4 separate regions of the Homo sapiens genome follow, and all the other regions are linked to region 4. The links are chromatin contacts, found by Hi-C or POLR2A ChIA-PET in ENCODE. All regions are on one chromosome and are shown on one strand. The core of a region is the stretch at or near the end of the contact, and the rest is flanking DNA. Distances in the headings are between cores, read along the strand shown.

What was found. A loop is a pair of places that touch in the nucleus more often than their neighbours do. ChIA-PET counts read pairs that join two places held with the same protein, here RNA polymerase II (POLR2A). Pooled maps may share reads with other maps.
Region 1: a pooled map shows a loop between it and region 4 (3-fold over the local background). The contact joins the enhancer-like site here to the promoter of LINC03011 in region 4. A Hi-C loop is called at or near these places in 3 of 50 pooled maps. POLR2A ChIA-PET finds 5 or more read pairs at or near these places in 5 of 52 experiments (A549, BJ, SK-N-SH and 2 more).
Region 2: a loop to region 4 is called in a map of B cell, with 34 times the contacts of the local background. The contact joins the promoter of TPST1 here to the promoter of LINC03011 in region 4. A Hi-C loop is called at or near these places in 17 of 168 maps with a recorded cell type or tissue (B cell, CD14-positive monocyte, CD8-positive, alpha-beta T cell and 12 more), 23 of 37 single-sample maps with no recorded cell type and 33 of 50 pooled maps. POLR2A ChIA-PET finds 5 or more read pairs at or near these places in 22 of 52 experiments (A549, AG04449, B cell and 16 more).
Region 3: a loop to region 4 is called in a map of HCT116, with 3 times the contacts of the local background. The contact joins the enhancer-like site here to the promoter of LINC03011 in region 4. A Hi-C loop is called at or near these places in 16 of 168 maps with a recorded cell type or tissue (HCT116, IMR-90, MCF 10A and 10 more) and 23 of 50 pooled maps. POLR2A ChIA-PET finds 5 or more read pairs at or near these places in 9 of 52 experiments (A549, AG04449, BJ and 6 more).

Annotation. Positions count from the first base shown.
Region 1 is chr7:66,169,443-66,172,142 of GRCh38, reverse strand. No RefSeq gene overlaps it. Among named protein-coding and RNA genes, the nearest start is that of TPST1, 35 kb to the left of the region's middle. Within about 2 kb of position 1,327, at least 7 of the 41 ENCODE cell types and tissues checked have a DNase peak (open chromatin) inside an H3K27ac peak, as active enhancers do.
Region 2 is chr7:66,204,069-66,206,835 of GRCh38, reverse strand. TPST1 (tyrosylprotein sulfotransferase 1) reads right to left here and starts at 1,502. Exons shown (of 6, transcript NM_003596.4): 1 at 1,314-1,502. RefSeq lists silencers at 1,100-1,459, 1,610-1,879.
Region 3 is chr7:66,147,175-66,149,904 of GRCh38, reverse strand. The region is part of intron 5 of CRCP (CGRP receptor component); the gene reads right to left. Among named protein-coding and RNA genes, the nearest start is that of CRCP, 34 kb to the right of the region's middle. RefSeq lists enhancers at 1,241-1,420, 700-1,899. Within about 2 kb of position 1,309, at least 18 of the 41 ENCODE cell types and tissues checked have a DNase peak (open chromatin) inside an H3K27ac peak, as active enhancers do; they include HCT116, IMR-90, PC-9 and 2 more, where a contact is called at or near this core.
Region 4 is chr7:66,492,262-66,494,961 of GRCh38, reverse strand. It overlaps LINC03011 (long intergenic non-protein coding RNA 3011), which reads right to left and starts at 1,330. Exons shown (of 2, transcript NR_134573.1): 1 at 1,225-1,330. RefSeq lists an enhancer at 1,432-1,641.

The DNA.
Region 1 (2,700 bases), core at 78-2,577, 320 kb after region 4:
AAGTTTTGATTTCTTATCATTTTTATGTGTCTTGACATATTTTCTTCTGTTAATTCCTGCATCCATAAGTGTGAATTTTATTTCACTAAGATTAGTAAACAGCCATTTCAAAACTTGGCTCTCTGAAAGTATATACACCAAAATGTTATCAATGATGACTCCTTCAGGATCAGGAGGGAGATGAAGAGGAATTTTATGTGTTTTTTTTGTTTTTGTTTTCCTGAGATAAGGCCTCACTCTGTCACCCAGGCTAGAGTGCATTGGTGCAATCACAGCTCACTGCAGCCTCAACCTCCAGGGTTCAAGTGATCCTCCCAGCTCAGCCTCCCATATAGCTGAGAATACCGGCATGCATCACTATGCAATGCTTTTCTAAAAATTATTTTTTGTAGAGATGGGGTCTCACTATGTTGCTCAGGCTGGTCTCCAACTCCTGGGCTCAAGTGATCCTCCCACCTCAGCCTCCCAAAGTGCTGGGATTATAGGCATGAGCTGCCACGCCCTGCCAGAACTTCATGTTTTATTTTATATACATCCGTATTGTTTAAATGTTCACAAGAATGCATAGGTTGGGCGCAGTGGTTCAGGCCTGTAATCCCAACACTTTGGGAGGCCGATGGGGGTGGATTGCTTTGAGCTCAGGAGTTCGAGACCTGCCTGGGCAACAGGGCAAAACTCCATCTCTACAAAGAATACAAAAATTAGCTGGGCATGGTGGTGCAAATCTGTGGTCCCAGCTACTTGGGAGGCTGAGGTGGGGGGATCACTTGAGCCTGGGAGGTGGAGGTTGCAGTAAGCCGAGATCACACCACTGCACTCCAGCCTGGGCAACAGAGTGAGACCCCATCCCCCAAAATAAATGAATGAAGGAATGTTCACAAGAGAGCTTTGGTTTGAGGAGGTGGTGTATTTTTTGTTTTCTTTTCATTAAGCTGCTTCTTAGTCAGTTTTTGCTGCAGTAACAAACAACCCCAACATTCCAGTGGCTTACAACATACATTTGTTCCTCATATTACATGAGGGCTGAGGGTGGGCCAGAGGGTGAGCAAGCCTCCAGCATCAGAGATCTGCAAATACATGCTCAGGCTCTGCTGCCCTGGTCCTATGTGATCCTGGCTCACCGGGGCTTGTTCTTGGCTCCAATCCTGACTGCAGTCCCCTCCTGTGACCTCGCCTGCATCGGTGACTTCCGCATCTCCCAGCATTCAGACCTTGGCTGTCCTCTGGTTTCCCTGGCTCAGCGCACCCTGCCCTGGCCCTGACTCCTTGGTGTCCCTATGACTCAAGACTCTGGCTCCCTGCCCCCAGGACCCCACCCTGCCCATGTTCTGGCCCTTCCAGCTAAGGCCCCACAAGGGGGAAAAAGAGAGCATTTAACCCAGAACCCACCAGGTTCCTGGGACTCTCTGCCCCTGCCCTGTGCAAGGACAACATGGGTCTTCCGGTTCTACGAACACAGCCACTGACCCAGCCGTGCACGCAGGACACGGCAGACATGTAATTAATGACCCACGAAGCTTCTAACAGAGGCTCATTCTGAGTAGCTAGTACTCTAGGGGGAGTGAAGGGAAGATTGACTCTTGGCTGCAAGCCATACCCAGCATGTCACAGCCCCCAGCCCTAAAGTCTACTTGCTCCATCCTCCTCCTTGGTCAGGGGTATTTGGGAACCACGGGGAAGGAGCTTTAGAAACAGGATTGCTCAATAGATCTGATGCTTGGGCGTTTCGAGTTCCCAGCAAACACTTGCTTCCCAAGCCCAAGCACGTGATCTCTAGCTCTGGAGCAGACAGGTCTAGGTCGACTTGCATCTTTTTTTTTTTTTTTTTTTTGGAGACAGAGTCTCACCCTGTCGCCCAGGCTGGAGTGCAGTGGCGCGATCTTGGGTCACTGCAACCTCCTCCTCCCAGGTTCAAGGGATTCTCTTGCCTCAGCCTCCTGAGTATCTGGGACTACAGGCGTGCATCACCATGCCCAACCAATTTTTGTAATTTTTGGTAGAGACAGGGTTTTGCCGTGTTGGCCAGGCTGGTCTCAAACTCCTGACCTCAGTTGATCCCCGACTTCAGCCTCCCAAAGTGCTGGGATTACAGGCGTGAGCCTCCGCGCCTGGCCCTGAAAAATTTTTTTGTAGAGATGGGGACTCACTTTGTTGGCTAGCCTGGTCTCAAACTCCTGGACTCAAGCGATCCTCCTGCCTCAGCCACCCAAAGTGCTGTGATTACAGGTGTGAGCCACTGCACCCAGCTGTCTGCCTCCGCCTCCAGTACTTGCTCCCTGGGAGTGCCTGGGCCATTTTTTCACTCTGCACCTTTGGTTTCCTCCTCTATGACATAGGGATAAGGCATGCAGAGCCCTTAGTGCAGCACCTGGAATGTGGTTGGTGTTGAAAACTAGTAGCTATTGGTTGAGGCAAGAATCATCACTAGAATATAAGAGTAGTGAGTAAAAATGTGGTAAGAGAATATTTCTCTCAAATATCTCCCCATAAATTGCTTGTTAATTAAAAATGGGGGCAGGGTGCAGTGGCTCACACCTGTAATCCCAACACTTTGGGAGGCCGAGGTGGGAGGATCACTTGAGGCCAGGGGTTCGAGACCAGCCCAGGCAACATAGTGTAATCCCAGCACTTTGGGAGGCTGAGGCAGGCGGATCACCTGAGGTCAGGAGTTCGAGACCAGCTTGGCCAACATGGCGAAAC
Region 2 (2,767 bases), core at 253-2,752, 290 kb after region 4:
CCAAATCCTGATTCCTCCTGGATCTTAAAAGATGAAAATTCATTGCAGCTCCCTGGACTATCCAGCTAATAGATAAACACGTACCACATTGCTTATATACTATGCCACTTTAGCTGGGAGGTAGGGGCTCTTTCTTTCCTAAAAAGAAAGTTACCCAAACACTGCAGATGGGGATGGAGAGGGGATGGGGAGTAATTACACCGCAAAGCCTGCTGACTAGCAGCCTAAGAATCCTTTACAAAGGCAATTAACATAAAACAATACATGGCACGGATAGCAGAATTGTTTCTTCTTAATGAATGCAGTAATTGACCATTTAATCGCTTTACTGGAGTTCACCAATTTCTCCTGCCATCTCCCATACCATTCTTCAGGCAGAGTCAAATCCCTGTGGACACTGGACTTCTTGCTACCATCATCTGGAAAGTACAAAACGCCTGGAAGGAGGAAGAGGCTAACATGCGTGACCACCCACCATGTGCCAGGCCTACTGTGTGCTAGACTCTGGGCAAGGGACTTTACATGTTATGGGGTGCAGCTCATGTAAGGACGAATGAAGATATTACACTATGGATCTGAGCCAGGCGCAGTGGCTCACGCCTGTAATCCCAGCACTTTGGAGGCCGAGGCAGAAGGATAGCTTGAGGTCAGGAGTTCGAAGCCAGCCTGGGCAACATAGAGACTCCATCTCTCAAAAAAAAAAAAAAAAAAAGCGATGAATCCGGCATTGCAGAGAGTGGGAAAGTGTCTGGAGGTTTAAGAGTAAGAGAAGGAAGAGGAGATTGCGATGGTGGGTGGTCAAAGTGAGGGGAGAAGAGGCGAGTTGGGAAAGGAAGGTGCTTAGGAGCAAAAGGGCAAGACCCAGGGACACCTGGAGCGGGGCGGGCGACTGCCATGCAGACAGGACTACGTACAACGGGTAGGATGATGGGGCGATGAGCTCAAGAAGCGCAGCCGGGGTAGACGTGGGGGCAAATGTCCGATCCCGGCGAGACGAGGGTCTCATCCCAGGGGACTGCGGGGCTAGGACGTGGTCCCAGGGCTGCGAGAAGGGAGAGAAAGGGCAGAGGGGAGAGGCCCCGGCGGCCGGGGCGAAGCCGAGCCCGGGAAATGCCGGCGATGGGGGAAGGGGCGTGGGAGCAGGGGCCGGACGGGCCAGACCCGGGGCTCCGCGCTCGGGGGCGGGGTTGGACAACCGGGAGGCACCGAGCAGAAGGCGACAAGGGGCCAAGGGATGCCAGGACGGGGCACAGGGCCGGGTGTGAGGAGACGAGAGGGGAGCGGAGCCGCAGCGAGCGCCGCGTCCCCCTTACCTGGGATGAGTGAGGAGCCGCCGCGCCGCCTGGACGGCATCCTGGCCTCAGCCGCTGGTCCCACCGCCTTCGGTGGGGGGCCACTCGGGAGCCCGCCCTCACCGCCAAGCGCCGGCAGCTGCCAGCCTGGACCGGCCCCGCAGAGCAGCGCCGTTCCGACCCGCAACCGAAGCCGCCTCAGCAGCGTCTCCCGCGGTCGCCAACTCAGCGACAACCGCCAGGGTCCGGGGAGGTGGCGGGATCACACATCTGCTACGATTGGCTGAGCGGACGATGTGTCGGCTGCTCTGATTCGTGAGTTCCGGCCGGCTGCCCACCGAAGGAGGCGCGGCTGGGAATGGAGCTGGGTCCGGCAGGCGCCGAGGGGCGGGGGTCTGACGTCGCAGCCGGCCAGCGCCCCCACAGCCCTTCCCGTGCGCGCTCCCGAGGGGGCTTCCCGGCAGCCGCAGGCCTGGCCGGGTGGTTGCCCTAGCAACAGCGCGCGTGGCCTGGCTGCAGGGGAGCCGCGGGCAGGTGGCGGTCCTCACCGCCCCCACCCCCAACGTGGGTGTCCCAGAGGCCTTCATCAGTGAAACCCTAGGACAGGAGAAGAAAATGAGCTTTTCCTGATAATTCCTCTCCTCTGCTTCAGAGCCCACCTTTGCCCGCTGCTGGCAGAGAAGCTGTCATCTCCTCGGGGAGATAACGCGCAAATGCAAATAACGAACTCAAACACTATTTCATCCCCACGAGAGTGTAGACGTGCAATAGTCCCTCCCAACCACAGAGGTGGGGGGCTGACGCCCTAAAAGAAAGAAATGAAAACTAGGGAGAAAAAGGCAAAGAAGCAAAAGAAAGGTGGGGAAAGGGCAGATATTTCACAAAATGATCCATTCATTTTACAGTTTCTTCCTACAGACACATCTACACCAGGTTCTGTCAAAGCAATTATTTCTACTCCAGTGACATGGATTAGAGAAGGCATGAGTGCAGAATCTAACAGCTGTATTCAAAATTGCTCTCTGCTAGGCCAGGTGGGGTGGCTCATGCCTCTAATCACAGCACTTTGGGAAGCCAAAGCTGGTGAATCACCTGAGGTCAGGAGTTCGAGACCAGCCTGGCCAACATAGTGAAACCCCGTCCCTGCTAAAAATACAAAAATTAGCCGGGCATGGTGGCGGACGCCTGTCGTCCCAGCTACTGGGGAGGCTGTGGCAGGAGAATTGCTTGAACCCGGGAAGGTAACTACCTTCCTTTGCACACAGTATAATATTTTCAAAGTTCATCCATGTTGTAGCATGTATCGGCACTTCATTCCTTGTTACGGCCGAATAATAGTCCATTATACAGACATCACCTTTTTTTTTTTTGAAGAGTCTCACTCTGTCTCCCAGGCTGGAGTGGAGTTATGTGATCTTGGCTCACTGCAACCTCCACCTCCTGGGCTCAAGTGATTCTCATGCCTCCGCCTCCAA
Region 3 (2,730 bases), core at 60-2,559, 350 kb after region 4:
AACCCAGGAGGCAGAGGTTGTAGTAAGCCAAGATCGTGCCACTGCACTCCAGCCTGGGTGACAGAGTAAGACCCACTCTCTTTGGGGAAAAAAAAGGTGGGGGTGAGGGATAATGTAGTCATTGTCATTTATCCTAGTGATCCAAGACGTGCTAGTAAGTTTTTTATTTCTGAAAGTTTCTTTTTTGTTTATATTTCATTTAGTTTAATGCAGCTTAGGGTTTCTTCCTGTGACTGGGAACCTTAGGTTGAAAAAAAAGGTCTTGACTGTAATTAAGGAGGATTGGATGTTGATAAAAGCTCCGGCCGTTAGTGAACTTAGCAAAATTCTTTTCTGCACATTATTTTCTCAAACGGAGATCATCTTTTCTCCAGGTTAAATAATCAAATCTTGGCTATTTCCCTCCTTTCCCTGCTTTATTCTTTGGGCGCAATCATCACTTACTGCAGTCTCAAACTCCTGGGCTCAAGCAATCCTCCTGCCTCAGCCTTCCAAGTAGCTGGGACTATAGCTATGTGCCACCATGTCCAGCTAATTATTTTTTATTATTTTTTGTAGAGATGGGGTTGCCCAGGCTGGTCTTGAACTCCTGGGCTCAAGTGATCCTCTCACATCACCCTCTCAAAGTGCTGGGGTTATAGACATGAATCACTGTGTCCGGCCTTTCACCTTTTCTTTCCAACACAGGAGAAACAGTCCAAATAAAGAAGTAAAGTTCAAAGCACCATCTCAAGGTTCTCAGATACCAACCATTTCAGGTAGTTGAGAACATAAGGGGAAATAAAACTTAAAAATCCAAAGTATCAACAGCTGGGTTAACATAAATGATACATTTATTATCTCAATCCCAGGAGCATCAAACCGGGTTGCCGACCTCCAAAAATGGCAACTTGAAGTCGCCAAACCTAAAGTCCTACTTTCCTCAAAATGATTCAAAGATCTGATAGCAACAATGTATACTATTAAATATTTGATCCAGAACAGTTCACTGAATCTGGCTTTCTAAATTTCAACTTTCTCTAATGTAAAATGAAAGTAACGCCTACAGCGAGGACAAAAGGAGAACACATGTAACAGTGTTTTACAAGCAATAACGCTCTATATGAGTCAAGACTTCATAATCACGAAATCACTAACAGGCCTAGATGGTAGTGCTGTTCAGGGCAGTGGCCTGTGAGGTCACAGGATTCACTGACCTCAGGCCGGAGGGCTCACAAATCATTCCAAATCAATACACAACCGGGCACAACAAGTCCTAAGCTGGGTGGCCACCTCATTTCCTCACCGAGCCTCTGAGTCAGCAGGCAGTCATCAGAGGGCCACAGCAAATCACAGCCCAGGCGTAACTGAAGAGGTGAGGCTTCAGCCTCCAAAAGACACCTGGCTTCCAAGTGAATGCTAATAAATGTTGGATGCTGGGACTGTTTTCTGAACCCAGGGAGAAAAAATGGCTCTAGTGTTAATATAGGGAACTTCTCACTCAAGTCCTTTGTGCTTGCCACTGTAAGTGAAACCTTTTATTTCCTTTTGTTTTCTAGAGAAGGAGTTTCGCTCTTGTCGCCCAGGCTGGAGTGCAGTCACGCTCACTACACTTCGCTCACTACAACTTCCGCCTCCCAGGTTCAAGCGATTCTCCTGCCTCAGCCTCCCAAGTAGCTGGGATTACAGGTGCCCGCCACCATGCCCAGCTAATTTCTGTATTTTTAGTAGGGATGAGGTTTCGCCATGTTGGCCAAGCTGGTCACAAACTCCTGACCTCAGGTGATCCACCCACCTCGGTCTCTTAAAGTACTGGGATTACAGGCGTGAGCCACCGTGCCCAGCCATTTGCTTTTTTTTTTTTAAAAGACAGGTTCTTGCTCAGTCACACAGGCTGGAGTACAGTGGCACTATCATAGCTCACTGCAGCCTTGAACTTCTGGGCTCAAACAATCCTCTCACCTTAGTCTCCTGAGTAGCTGGGACCACAGGTGTGCGCCACCATACCTGGCTAATTTTTTTCATTTTTTGTAGAGATGGGGTCTTACTATGTTGCCCAGGCTGGTTTTGAATTCCTGGCCTCAAGCAATCCTCCCACCTTGGCCTCCCAAAGTGCTGGGATCACAGGCGCAAGCCACCATGTTCGGCCACAGCTTTCATTTCTTATTCACTCTGGTGAGAAGCGATACTGCTACAAACCTTGGTAAACAATTTGCTACCTTTTGTAGCCAAATTCCAGAGTGGGAAGAATCTGGCTATAAAATGGTCCAACTACTGAGAAACAGCAGTTTCTACCAAGGCCTACCTACTTTGTAGAAACGAGAAGGAAACCATCTCAGGGGATGCCACACACATCTTTCTTCTCATCAAGCACAAGTACCTGGCTTGGAGGAGCAAAGTAAAGCTTCTGAATCAGAAGGTCCCAATCAGCCACTCACCAGCCCTCTGGGCTAAAATGGAGAGGACACTTGCCCCCTTCCAAGACTATGGGGCGGGCATTCGAAGTGACAGACAATCACAGGCACCAGGACCAAGGACTGAGACCGTGTCTGGCACACCCCATGCACTCTTTTTTTTTTTTTTTCCCAAGATGGAGTCTCACTCTGTCACCCAGGCTGGAGTGCAGTGGTGCAATCCTGGCTCACTGCAACCTTGGCCTCCCGGGTTCAAGTGATTCTGCCTCAGCCTCCCAAGTAGCTGGGATTACAGGTGTGCACCATCATGCCCAGCTAATTTCTGTACTTTTAGTAG
Region 4 (2,700 bases), core at 81-2,580:
CCGGGTTCACACCACTCTCCTGCCTCAGCCTCCTGAGTAGCTGGGACTACAGGCGCCCACCACGACGCCCAGATAATTTTTTGTATTTTTGTAGAGACCGAATTTCACCATGTTGCCCAAGCTAGTCTGGAACGCCTGAGCTCAAGGGATCCGCCCACCTAGGCCTCCCAAAGTGCTGGGATTACGGGTGTGAGCCACTGGGCCGGCCCAATAACTTTCTTCAGTCTGAGCATGAGCACTGGAAGAAAAGCTCTCACTTGCATATATTTTTTTTTTAGAGACAGGGTCTCCCTCTGTCACCCAGGCTGAAGTGCAGTGGTGTAATCTCGGCTCACAGTAACCTCAACCTCCCGGGCTCCATCGCATATATATATATATATATACACACACATATATATAGTTTTTTATTTTTTAGACGGAGTCTTGGTCTGTCGCCCAGGCTAGAGTGCAGTGGCACGATCTCGGCTAACTGCAGCCTCTGCCTCCCGGGTTCAAGCAATTGTCTGCCTCTGCCTCAACCTCCCGAATAGCTGGTATTACATGTGCCCGCCACCACGCCCGGCTAATTTTTGCATTTTTAGTAGAGACGGGATTCACCATGCTGGCCAGGATGGTCTTGAATTCCCGACCTCGTGATCCACCTGTCTCGGCCTCCCAAAGTGCTGGGATTACAGGCGTGAGCCACCGCGCCCGGCCCGATCGCTTATATTTTTAAAAAGATGTTTTCTTGGTTTCCTAGCCCCTCGTACCCCCTACAAAGTTCCAAAGGCTTTGATGTTGTTGCAACGGCCATCAGAGGTCAAGCCGAGGGGTGCAGCTCCCTAATGCGGTGCAGCCTCAGACGGGGCCGATCCTGCCCAGGATGAGCGGCGCCAGGGGTGGGGGACGCTGCCGGCGTCCCCGGGACCTGGCTGGGGGAGGAGTTGGGGGGCGCACCTACACAGGCTCAGGTGACGCGAGTGTGCGGCAAGGGCTGTAGCCGGAGCTAGCGGACTTGTGGCCACTGAGGAGCTTCTGCCTGAACGTGCCCTCCAGGCGACAGCCGCTTGGTGCGCAGCGCCTGCTCGCTAAGCGTCAGGCCCTTGCTGCGCCCTACGCCGCAGGCTGGGAAGTAGCGCAGGCAGTAGTAGTACAGGCAGCGGTAAAGCTCCTCCTTGTAGCTTATTGGTGTCGGCGGCCTGGTCTGGGCCTGCGGACCCTAACCCACCGCCTGCTGACACTGACCGGCAGTCTGTGGCCATGCGTCTGCGCATGCGCTCTCCTGGAATACCCAGCCGCTGCGCCTCGAGTTCCGATTGGTTCTACAGAAGGGGCGGGCCTGTGAGATATCACAGGGGCGCGCCTCAGCTGACGTCACAGGCGCGGGCCTTCCGGCGTCGTAATAGCGCCGGCCTTCGGCGACGTCACAGTGGCGCTACAGTGCCTGGAGCTGCGCTGGTTTTTCCTCGGAGTGGAGCCTGGTAACCGCGACTTCCCCGCCATGTTCTGTGTGTTGCTGGCTGGAGAAGGGTGGTTGACAAACTCCGACCCAGCACAGTGTTTCTGTGGGTCAAAACTAGAAAACTATGTCCAGGCTCGGCCGAGGCGGAAGGATCCGTTCAGGCCAGGAGTTAAAGAGCTGCCTGGGCAACATGGCGCGACCCCATCTCTGTAGTCCCACCTCAGCTTCCCAGATACTTGAACCCCAAGGTTCAAGGCTGCAATGAGCTATGATCCCATCACAGCACTCCATCCTGCGAGACGGAGGTAAACCTTGTCTAAAAAAATAAACTATCCAAGTGTACAACAGGGAGGGACTGCTTAAAGAAAACATGATAATTGTATGTTCAAATACTTTTAACAAGTGCAAAATGTATAGGCTGAAATAAATAGGGCTGGCCGGGCACGTTGGCTCACGCCTGTAAATTCCAACATTTTGTGTGCTCGAGGCATTCCGATCAGTAGACATGGGTGAAACCCCATGTCTACTAAAAATATAAAAATTAGGCCAGGAACTTTGCATCGTTTTAGGGGGCTCGCATCTCCCTAAGGGCCCGGTAATTGAACCCCTTGGACCTGAGGGTGAGAAACCTTGGCTCAGTTCTTCCCAGGGTGATCAGCCCAGGGGTAAGCGAGGAGAGACCAGAAAACAGGACCCATGAGAAGGTCCCCCTCCTGGAGTTTGAGGCCCATTCCTTCTTGTCCCTGCGTCTCCTCTTTCCAGGACTCCTCCCTGCTCTGCCCCACTCCTGGGAGTGGGGTCATGGCCATGGGGGGCTGCTTTTGGGTACAGGCCCCAGCGGCAACCCTGGGCCCAAAGTGGGCAGGCTCACCTGGAGGGGATCAGAGTCACATGGCAAGACGCAAGGGGAAAAGCCGCGCTGGAACCGCACCTCTCTGCCCCCTGATGTCAGTGGGTGCACTCTTCCCTCACCTCACTCAGGCAGCGGCTTGAGTTCCATGGGAGCACTGTCCTGCTCCCTCTGCTGCCTCTTTTTAGTCTTGGGGCTACTATAACACTTTCCCTTCCCCAGCCCTGCCAACCTGGTGGGACATTGGGCTTCCCTCTTCCTGGGGACAGGCGGGTCCTGGGGACAAGCCTGTCCTGTATCATACCTGCAGCGAGACTCTTTTTTTCTCCAGGACCTGCGGAGCAGCCAGGCTTCATGAGTTAAATGCAGATCTGAACCATACCCAGTTGGGATTGGGGTACACACTCTA